2 separate regions of the Homo sapiens genome follow, and region 1 is linked to region 2. A link is a contact called in ENCODE Hi-C or POLR2A ChIA-PET data. All regions are on one chromosome and are shown on one strand. Each heading gives the region's core, a stretch centred on a gene start or an enhancer-like site at or near the end of the contact. The rest is flanking DNA. Distances are from core to core; before and after follow the strand shown. Region 1 holds the start of IMPA2 (inositol monophosphatase 2). Region 2 holds the start of LINC00526 (long intergenic non-protein coding RNA 526).

Region 1 (5,182 bases), core at 2,538-5,037, 6.7 Mb after region 2:
CTGAGATGCAGGTGATATTGATCACATTTGTAGATACACGATTCTTTGACCAGGATTTGGGCCCGTTACAGTAAAATCGTAACAATTTTTGCTTAATGTTTGAAATCAACTTTTAATTGCAAAAATAATGCACTCTTTCCTCTAAATTTTCTTTTCTTTCTTCTTTTTTTTTTTCCGAGAAGGAGTCTCGCTCAGTCACCCAGGCTGCAGTGCAGTGGCGCAATCTCGGCTCACTGCAAGCTCAGCCTCCGGGGTTCACGCCATTCTCCTGCCTCAGCCTCCCGAGTAGCTGGGACTACAGGCGCCCTCCACCACGCCCAGCTAATTTTTTGTATTTTTAGTAGAGACGGGGTTTCACTGTGTTAGCCAGGATGGTCCTGATCTCCTGACCTCGGGATCCGCCCGCCTCGGCCTCCCAAAGTGCGGGGATTACAGGCTTGAGCCACCGCGCCCGGCCACTTTCCTCTACATTTTCTTTTCTTTCTTTCTTTCTTTTTTTTTTTTTTTTTTTTTTTTTTGATACGTAGTCTCGCTCTGTAGCCCAGGCTGGAGTGCAGTGGCGCAATCTCGGCTCACTGCAAGCTCTGCCTCCCGGGTTCACGCCATTCTCCTGAGTCAGCCTCCCCACAGCTGGGGACTACAGGCACACGCTGCCACGCCCGGCTAATTTTTGTATTTTTAGTAGAGACGGGGTTTCACAGTGTTAGCCAGGATGGTCTCGATCTCCTGACCTTGTGATCCGCCCACCTCGGCCTCCCAAAGTGCTGGGATTACAGGCGTGAACCACCGCGCCCGGCCATTTTTTTGTATTTTTAGTACAGACAGGGTTTCACCATGTTAGCCAGGATGGTCTCCATCTCCTGACGTCGTGATCCGCCTACCTTTGTCTCCTAAAGTGTTGGGATTACAGGCGTGAGCCACCGCGCTTGGCCTATTTTTATTTTTTGAGATAGAGTCTTGCTCGTGTCACCCAGGCTGGAGTGCAGTGGTGCAATCTTGGCTCACTGCTACCTTGGCCTCCAGGGTTCAAGCAATTCTCCTGCCTCAGACTCCTGAGCAGCTGGGACTACAGGCACATGCCACGATGCCTGCCTAATTTTGTTTATTTTTGGTAGAGGATAGGTTTCACCATGTTGCCCAGGCTGGTCTTGAACTCCTGACCTCAGATGATCCTCCTACCTCGGCCTCCCAAAGTTCTGGGATTACAGGCGTGAGCCACCACACCTGGCCGAACAGATATTTATTAAACACCTATTGGGTGCCAAGCGGTATGCTGATTGCTTGAGGCTACCCACACTGGTGCATAAATGACCAGTCTTTAATAATAATAGCAAACACATACGTTCCAAGCACAAGTACATTAACCCATACAATGGTTACAAAGACCACTTTACAGTTGAAGAAACAGGCAAAACCGGTTATTTTTAACTTGCTCAAATCCACACAGTAAGGAAGAAGAGAGGCCAATATTTTAATTTAGGAAACCTGGCTGCTTCAAAGCCTCATGCTGTTAAAAACCACACTACGCTGCCTTAAGATATGTCATTTGGGAAAGAAAGTTAACTCTTTTTCCAGTTGTTTAGATAAGCTGGGATCTATCATGAAAGTTTATCTAAAGATATAACTGAGCTTCCAGATGGGGTGACAGTACCAGGAGCACAGGCAGAGGTGTTCAGAAAGGAGAACTGGGAAGAGGCGGAAGAGACATTTTGCCACTTCTTTGTTTGCTTGGTGTTGGAAGTGACCGCTAATGAAAACCTGTCATGAAAATCAACAAGAGAATGCATTTCTTTTAAAGTAACGCATTCACAGCACAATCTTAAGTGCATTCTGAAGTCCTGCTGTCTTTTTTTTTTTTTTTTTTTTTTTGCGACGGAGTCTCACTCTGTCGCCAGGCTGGAGCGCAGTGGCGCCATCTCGGCTCACTGCAACCTCAGCCTCCCAGGTTCAAGGGATTCTCCTGTCTCAGCCTCCCGAGTAGCTGGGATTACAGACACCTGCCATCACGCCCAACTAATTTTTGTATTTTTAGTAGAGACGGGGTTTCACCTTGTTGGTCAGGCTGGTCTCGATCTCTTGACCTCGTGATCCGCCCGCCTCGGCATCCCAAAGTGCTGGGATTACAGGCGTGAGCCACCGCACCCGGCCTCTGTCTTAAACATCATAAAAACATAAGAACCCAAAAAAGATGGAGGGGAGTGCGCCCTTAGCTGCCCCAAACTGGCGTGGTGGGAGGCAGGGCAATTGGTCTAGTTTTCTGAGCCGTAGGATTAGGGCTCTGGGTGAGGCCAGAGTCCCTAAAGTTGTACCCATATCTGCGTGTTTGTATTTCCTGTTTGTAATTCCTCCTGTTTGTACTTTTTGTCTCTTATACGGTACACTTAAAGTTTCTCCACAAGGTGTTTCAGCATAAAGTACTCAAAAACTAAAAACGTTTAATTTCATTATTAGGTTAAGTGTGTAAAAAATGCCCCATCAAGGTTCTTGTACAAACTCCCATTATTCTCCCAGACTCCGAAGTGGCACTCCAGAATAATTTTACGTGGGTTAGCATCTTTTATAAAACGGGCAGGCAGAGCGGCTTATGAAATTAACCTTGGAAACCACGCGGCCACTCTTTCGGGAAATGCCTCCTATTTATGTTTACATGGGCCAGCAAGAGAATCCAAGGTTGGAAAGGTCATTCCTCACTACAGAGGCTCATCGCAATCACAGTTCCGTCTCCAAATTCGAGTTTTGGGTGTGAAGAGTTTATAAAGTCCAGCCGCTGTCCTCGCAGTGTTTGGGGTTAGCGGAGGGAGAGCTTGTTTGCGACCAAACTTGCCGCGCGGGGCGGCCGCTTGCAGGAACACTGCGGCCTTGTGCGCTCGGCGGTCTGAGCTCCTGCGAGGCCGAGAACGACGCCTAGCGCCCAGCGGCCTCCGCGAACAAAAAGCGACCGGTCGGAAGGTGCTGGCCCAGCCGCCCCTGGCGCTCGAGCCCGAATCCGGCCACAGACCATGAAGGGACGCCCGGCACCACGTGCGCGGGGATCCGCGGACGGGACGCTCCCCGGCACCTCCGGGGCTGGGCCGGCACCGCACGGTCCCACCCAGACAGTAGCTGCCCCGGGCCCCCAAAACAGCCGCTCCTAGCTCCTCCCTCCCAGCTCTGCGGTGGCCCAAGCCGCCCTCCGCGCGCTTGACCCAGAACAGTACGGAGTTCTGCACGAGCCGGGGGTGGGGCCTGTCTCAGCGCGCGGCGGTGGGGCGGGGCTTGGACACGGGCCCGGCTCAACTTGAGGGAGGCGGGGCTCGAGGCTCAGAGGAGTTGGAGCCCGCTCTGCGCGCTGCGGGACGGGGCACGGCGGAGCAGGGTTGGGTCCGCCTCGAGCGGGGAGGGTGATGCTGCACCACAGGGGCGGGGCTGGAGGTAAAGCGCGGAGCGGAGAGGGACCAGGCTCGGCACTGATTTGTGTTCAGGGCTAGCCCAGAGGGGCGGGGCCAGGTACGGGGCGCAGCCGGGAGCGGGAGGGGCGGTGCAGGACGGGGCCGGGCACGGCGCGGGAAGAGGCCAGGAGCAGCAACGGGTGCGGGGCGGGGCCGGGAGCGTCAAGGGGCGGGGAAGAGGGGGGAATGGGCGGGGCCGAGCTCTGCGAGGGGCGAGGTGGGGAATGCAGAGCGGGGCCGGACGCGGGAGCAGGGAGCTGGGCGGGGAGCGGGGCGGGGAGCTGGGCTGGGCTCGGCACGGGGCGGGGCGGAGGGTGGGGAGCGGAAAGCAGGACGCACGGCTCCCGCGGCCCGCTGGCTGCCCTTCCCGCCAGCGCAGGTGTGGGACGGGCGGCGGACTAGGCACAGAGCTGCGGGAGCAGGCACAGGGAGTGTGGAGCCTGGCGGCGGGACGGCGGGATCCGGTGGGAGCCGGAGTCCCGCCGAGGGGGGCTGGAGGTGGAGGGGCCCGGCGAGGCCGCGATGAAGCCGAGCGGCGAGGACCAGGCGGCGCTGGCGGCCGGCCCCTGGGAGGAGTGCTTCCAGGCGGCCGTGCAGCTGGCGCTGCGGGCAGGACAGGTGAGCGCCACGGCTGGGCTCGGAAGTCCGGGCGGAGCAGAAGCGCGTGGGCCTTGGGAGCCGCCTGGAGTGGCGGGGTCCTGGCGCGCAGCCGGCGGGCGCCCAGGGTCCGCACCCGAGGGCGCGGGGCGCGGAGCGGTGAAAGGAGCCTTTGTGCTGGTGTCCTGGACACACCTCCCGCGCCCTTCTCCAACTCCCGGAGCCCTGGCGGCGAGCCCCTCTGCTTTGGAGTTCAGCGGCTAACGTGACCTTTGCGTTTGAGTGAGTGGTCAGAATGTAGAAATCTCTCCAGGGGTAGCGTACGGGGCTGTTGATTTTTAAGGACCTATGAACGGATTCAGCTCGCGGTAGGAAGCCCGGGGCTAAGCCCCAGCCGCGTGGGGATCTGGCTGGGCTGCCGTTTGATTGTCCTGGCTGCAGCATCCTCAACCCAAACTTACTCTGACCCACACCCTGAAAGTGGCTCAGCTCCGCGACGGCCACGGACTCAGAGTTCAGGAGGAACTTGTTACACTGCCCGGAAGGATGAAAACCGAGCCGCAGAGCTACCGAAAACCAGCGAGCAGAGTTTAAAATGGAGTGCAGTTCCTCTCTTCTCTTTTTCATTTTTGTGATTGTTCCTTCCACTTTCCTCAGTACCTTTAGCAGTGCCTGACACACCGACGGTAGTGGTAGGCAAGCGAGTGTTGGTTCTCCCAGGACTGTAAGATGGCTTACTCCATGTTTGTCTCTTAGGATGTGATTGTGGGCCGGGCGCAGTGGCTCACGCCTGTAATCCCAGCACTTTGGGAGGCCGAGGCGGGTGGACCACTTGAGGTCAGGAGTTCGAGACCAGCCTGACCAACATGGTGAAACCCCGTCTCTACTGAAAATACAAAATTAGCTGGGCATGGTGGCGCGTGCCTTAGTTCCAGCTATTTGGGAGGCTGAGGCAGGAGAATCACTTGAACCTGGGAGGCGAAGGTTGCAGTGAGCTGAGATCGCGCCATTGCACACCAGCCTGGGCAACAAGAACAAAACTCCGTCTCAAAAAAAAAAAAAAAAAGTGATTGTTTTCGGGGATTTTAGAGACAGGAGGTGTGCTGAGAGCAGATTGGCCTTTTATATTCAAACATTTGTTTTCTTTTTTGAGGTCT
Region 2 (5,218 bases), core at 6-2,505:
ATAACATTGGAAATACATTATTTTATTAATACAAAGTAGTTTTCATAGTAAAATACCAAATTAATTAAAAGGCAGAATGAAACGTACCATATACATGTAGACGACAAATGAAAACTGTCAAAGTATCCTTCTCTCTAAAAAGCCACAAATTACGTTCTTTGAAGTAAGTATTGGGTTTTATTTCCTAAACTATACACATCAATATCACCTCCTGAAGCTTTTTACCCAGTTTCACGGTTGGTATTTCGGACATGCAATGTTCCATGCTGTCAAACTTGGAATGCCTCGTTTGGATACAGGGAGACAAAGACTTGGAGACCCAGAAGCCTGAAAGTGGTTCTTGACCGACTTTGTCCACTCAAATTAAGGCATCATGCAGCTGGTCATCACTTACATTGCTGGTTGCACGCAGGCACACACACACCAGTGCTCACAGCCAGCACTTGTTAAGAATGGTTGAGCTGGACCAAATGGTATACGTGTCTTTCATCAATATAAACATGGACTGCATTCATCTGGACACGGGCCTTTCCCGCCTACCGAGCCTGCCCACCACCCGAAGTTTAAGCTCATCTTGGAGGACCTGACACTCAGGAAGCCGTCTCCCGTTGTTCCACCGGCTTTGTGGCCCCAATGTCTGTATAAGCTGCTGATTTGCCTTGGGAAAACAAACCAGCATCGATTTCAGAGAAATTACTGGATAATTTGCGCTGTGAGGCGCCTAGATCGCAAGGCGCACTCCGCAAATGACAGCCGCTCCCGTGCACTTGTCCAGTCATTCGGGTGGCATACTGTCCGGGTGGAAGCCCGCCAAAATAATCCATTTGGAAGGGACGGAGGGCTTCGTCAGAAATTGCCTTCTTGTAGCTATGAGACATTGAGCAAAACAGATAAGAACTGGGGCAATGGAGGCATAAACATTAAGGCTAGGATGTATTTTTGGGGAGAAAGCGGCGGCTAGCAGGGACGAAGCTCAACTTCATGCGCCGCGCCCCGGAATGCTTTGCCTTTAGCCACTAGCGGAGCCGCCCGCCTGAGGGAGCCCTCCGGGAGTGAGCGCACGCAACCGTGCAGTCAGATTCCTCCGCCGACCGCGGCCCTCTCTCCTCGGGCTTTGCCTTCGCTCTCTAGCTTTTCTTCTTTCACTCCCGCTCGCCGACTCCAGCCCGCTGGGCTCACGCTCTGCCGGACACCAATCCCGGCGGCCCTGCCCGACGGAGCTCAAGGCTAGGCCTGGCCTTGTCCGCGGAGTCCGCCCCTCGCCGCCACCGGGATCCGCCCCCGCGCCGACACGCACTTCCGGCAGCGCCGCGGCCGGGAGGGACCGAGCGGGGAGCAAGGCCTGCGGGGAGGCGCAGGATGGACGCGTTGGCTGTCATGATGTAGGACCTCCTGACCTAGAACCATGCCCGGCGCAGGGAGAACAACGAGCTTACGGACCGGGTGCGGGGGCTGCTGTGCGAGAAAGCCTACCTGCTGGCCCGGGAGCGTTCGCCGGCCCACCTGGTGGCTTTCCCTGGACGTTTAACGGCGACTCCGCCCGGCCTCCCGACTTTTTGATGCAGGCGTTCTCTTACATGACTTTCTTCGAGGCTAGATTCTCGAAAGACATCCTGAAGGTGGCTTTCTTAATTAGCTGCCTCACCGGCTGGCGGAGCAGTTCGTAGTCGCCTACATCGAGAGGGAGAGCCCCGTCCTGGCTCAGTACTGGGGCTTCGTGGACGCGCTGTAGCGGGTCTTCGCCGTCGTGGGTAGGAAACAGTCGGGCCGGATCCCCGGTGTCTGGGGAGCGGCTGCCGGCCGGGCCCGCGCGAGCCGCTTCACTCCTACAAGCCCGGCTCACTAGTTCCAAGCTGCTGGACTTTGACCCTCGCTGGGAAGCTTGATCGCCGCCTGTTCTCGCCAATCTCTATGCCTTTGCACTGCCCAGCAACCCGGTCACTGCCCAGGACCTGTTAAAAGTTGAATGGACCTCCCAGAATCACGCCGCTGCCACCGCCGTTTCTAGAGACGGCTTTTGGCCACCTTTGAGAATCAGGGTCAAACTTGGAAGGGCCTGCATTTGTCACACTTCCTCGGACACTAATTTGGATAGTTCAGGCCCAGAGACGGCTTCCCGGGTTAGTGTGCCTGACAACACTGAAGAAAAATTGTGACATTTTCCTTCCCCAGAATTACTTCGTTTTATACATTTCACTTCTCTTCTGAAATCACAGCAATGCCAGTTTGCGCCTTTTGGTCTGAGGAACGCAGGCCCTGGCCACTACCAGGAAAAAGTATTTACTTTTAAAACTTGAATGTATATCTTTACCGTATGCCTAGTACAGTAGTGCTTGGAAGAAACAGATTAGTAAGACAAAATATATGTCTTCAAGAACACTTACGTTCTGAGAAAGAATTCTGAATGCAGATTCTAATGTCTGGTAAAATGCTTTACAGTGTAAAGAATGCATATATGATTCTTATTTTATGGCATTTTAAACTTTCCACCCCACGGTTTTAAAGTGTTAATATATGTTAAAAATATATGCAATTTATAAAGGAGAAGGAAAGCCCAGCTTGATTTTTGCTGCCAAAGATGGTATATTTAAAATTAAACGTAACTAATGGCAAAAAATAATGGGAATGGTGCAGTCTTTGAGCTGTATCCAGTTGGCATTATTCTCTTGGACTAAAAGGAATAGTATTAACTTCCTCACTTTGGGTAAGCCACTTTAGATTTTTGGGCTGCAGTTTTCTCAGGTAATTAGAGACTTTATATTATGAAAGTTTGGTTCACAATTCTTTGAGTCTCTTTTGGGAACAAAGAAGGTAAGAGGAGGATATGTGCCCTCCTCTCAATCAAGGGGTTTCTTGAAACCCTCTAAGGAGAAAAATCTGAAACTGCCTTTCCTAAAACGTTCATGGGTTTGTCATTCTGATGATCAATATCGTCCCACTGAAGTATCTTTTTGAATTCCTAGTTAGGAATCTTTATGTTAAGATAAACTGATCACTCTCTCCTTCGTGGACAGTTTATCTACCTAAAGATGATAGGGGAAAACACTGTTTTTGAAAGACGAAATAAAGACATGTTGTAGCAGTTATTTTATTGCCAGTTAGTATTACAAAAGTTCCTAAGGAACTCCCCATTAACTTGGCCTCATATGAACTACGCTTGAGTCCCGTTTTAAATTGAGTCTTGATCGTATTTACTGACAGTTTCAAAGCAGCGTTTTTTTTTTTCCTCCATAGTAAAAAACCTACAGGATACCACCACCAAAGGAAAAAACAAGTTTTTTTCAGTAAACCTCACAAGAGCATACATTTGATAGAATACACGGATTTTCTAATGAAAGCTCGCCGTCACCATTTTATAAGTCAGAACATGAAAGTCAAAATATCTCATACAGATGTCTTTTTTTTTTGAGAAGGTACACAAGGCTTGCTTGTAGAGATGGAGTTACATGGAGGGACAGAAGGTCACTGGTCAGTGATTTTAGGTTTTTATACTTCTGAAAACAGGTAATTACAGATTCTGATCAGTTTATCATTTTCTTTAGTCTTTTATTTTCTGCTGAATGCTCTCAAGGGAACGGATCCATACCTGTTTATCAGGCTCACCTGGAAGAGCCAAGTCATCCACTCAGGTCTTCCTCTGGACCTGCATAATTTCCTCATTTACTAGATTGGGTTTCTTTTATGTGTGGGCTTTTAATGCTTGGTATCTCTGGTCTTCCTAATATGTAATGCTTAGCATAATAATTTTAGCCATTATTCATTTTTGTAGTAGGCTTCACTAGCTTCCTGCTTCTCAAATCCCTTGAAAAGATGAGATTTTTTTTTCGTGGAGTTCACGTCTAGTAAGTTGGTCTTGATTTTTTTTTTCTTTCAGAACCTTCTGGATTTCAGCTTTGGCAAGCTTCCTCTGTTTCTGAGACACCTCCATCACCTGGGTTACAATCCCATCCATGATTTTCCCCATCTCCAGGCATTTTTCATGGAAAGCTCCTCATGCTTTTTAATTCCAGTTTATCCATTTGTGTGGCTTTAACCTCCACATCCAGGTCTTTCTGGCTAAACTGCAGTATATCCACAATGGGGCCAATGGACACATAAGGGAGGCCCTATCACAGGAACACGAACACCCGGAGTCGCTAGAAATCAGATTCCACCGGCTTTGCTTCAGGCCGACTTCCTAAGGAAGGCATGGTAGCATCACAGATGCTGTTTGTCTCAGTTTCCTGAGAAGCCAGTTTCTTAGAGCTGTCATTCAAGAGTGGGTCAAATTTGAGATATAAAAACCTTTCTCAAGGTAGACTCTTTGGCCCCTATGCCTAGTATGTCAGCTGGGCCTCTGAAGCTCTCCTCTTTGAGGTCCTGGCAGGCTCTGGCCCCTGTTGAGAAGGGGAAGCAGTCATGTGAACTCATGTGCTGGAAGAATCCACTCTACCCCTTCCCTGGCTTCTCTGCTGCAATTTTTGTCTTTAAACGTATTTTCAGGTGATTCCAGTTTGCATACATAATTGAGAAATATAAGATTTGGTCCCCAGTAGAGAGCCAGGTGAACTTAAGAAGGAGTCCATCTAAGAAAATTGCACAATTATCTAGTTTCACTTGGGTTTAGCTTTTATGGCTTACTTGATTTAGTAATCAAATGATTTTCAAATGATTTTGATCAGGTGACTCTTCGTAAACTAGAGAATGAACTTGAGAGCCGAATTAGCACAGTTTAAAAATAATCATTTAGTTTTTGTTCTCTATTGTGTAAATTATTGAGGTTTGACTGTCTTGGCTAAACTAAGGCTCATCTAATATCTTTATTTTTGATATCCTAATTTCTTGCCAATTAATTGAAGGTAACATACTAGCAGACCAGATAACTACTTATGCAAACCTCAGATAACCACTAATTTAAACAAAATTAAATCCTTTGCCTTCCCCAGATCCTTTGCACATGGCCTGCTATCAACAATCCTCTACAATGATTCTCAGCATCACCTAGGGAGCTTATGTAAAATCTCAAATTCCTGGGCCCTATCCCCAGAGTTTCTTATCAAGTAAGTCTGCATTGGGATCTGAGGATTTGCATCTCTAACAAAAATTCCTAGGCGATGCTCACACTGTTGGTGTAAGGGTGAGTACAAATTAGAAATAAAACTATTTAATTCTGCCTGGTGCAAAGGAGAGAGAGAGACTTTTACCCTCCACATCCTTTTCTTTGGTCATTTACTTTAGG

The links. Hi-C counts contacts between places; a loop is a spot of excess contacts on that map. ChIA-PET counts read pairs that join two places held with the same protein, here RNA polymerase II (POLR2A). Pooled maps may share reads with other maps.
Region 1: a map of naive thymus-derived CD4-positive, alpha-beta T cell shows a loop between it and region 2 (14-fold over the local background). The contact joins the promoter of IMPA2 here to the promoter of LINC00526 in region 2. A Hi-C loop is called at or near these places in 1 of 168 maps with a recorded cell type or tissue (naive thymus-derived CD4-positive, alpha-beta T cell) and 8 of 50 pooled maps. POLR2A ChIA-PET finds 5 or more read pairs at or near these places in 1 of 52 experiments (OCI-LY7).

Annotation. Positions count from the first base shown.
Region 1 is chr18:11,977,720-11,982,901 of GRCh38, forward strand. It overlaps IMPA2 (inositol monophosphatase 2), which reads left to right and starts at 3,788. Exons shown (of 8, transcript NM_014214.3): 1 at 3,788-4,046. The coding sequence starts at 3,951. RefSeq lists silencers at 2,711-3,005, 2,846-4,325.
Region 2 is chr18:5,236,774-5,241,991 of GRCh38, forward strand. LINC00526 (long intergenic non-protein coding RNA 526) reads right to left here and starts at 1,256. Exons shown (of 1, transcript NR_026849.1): 1 at 1-1,256. LINC00667 (long intergenic non-protein coding RNA 667) reads left to right here and starts at 1,327. Exons shown (of 3, transcript NR_015389.1): 1 at 1,327-2,276; 2 at 4,926-5,039. It also overlaps the pseudogene LOC100422274. RefSeq lists a silencer at 1,273-1,442 and an enhancer at 1,663-1,842.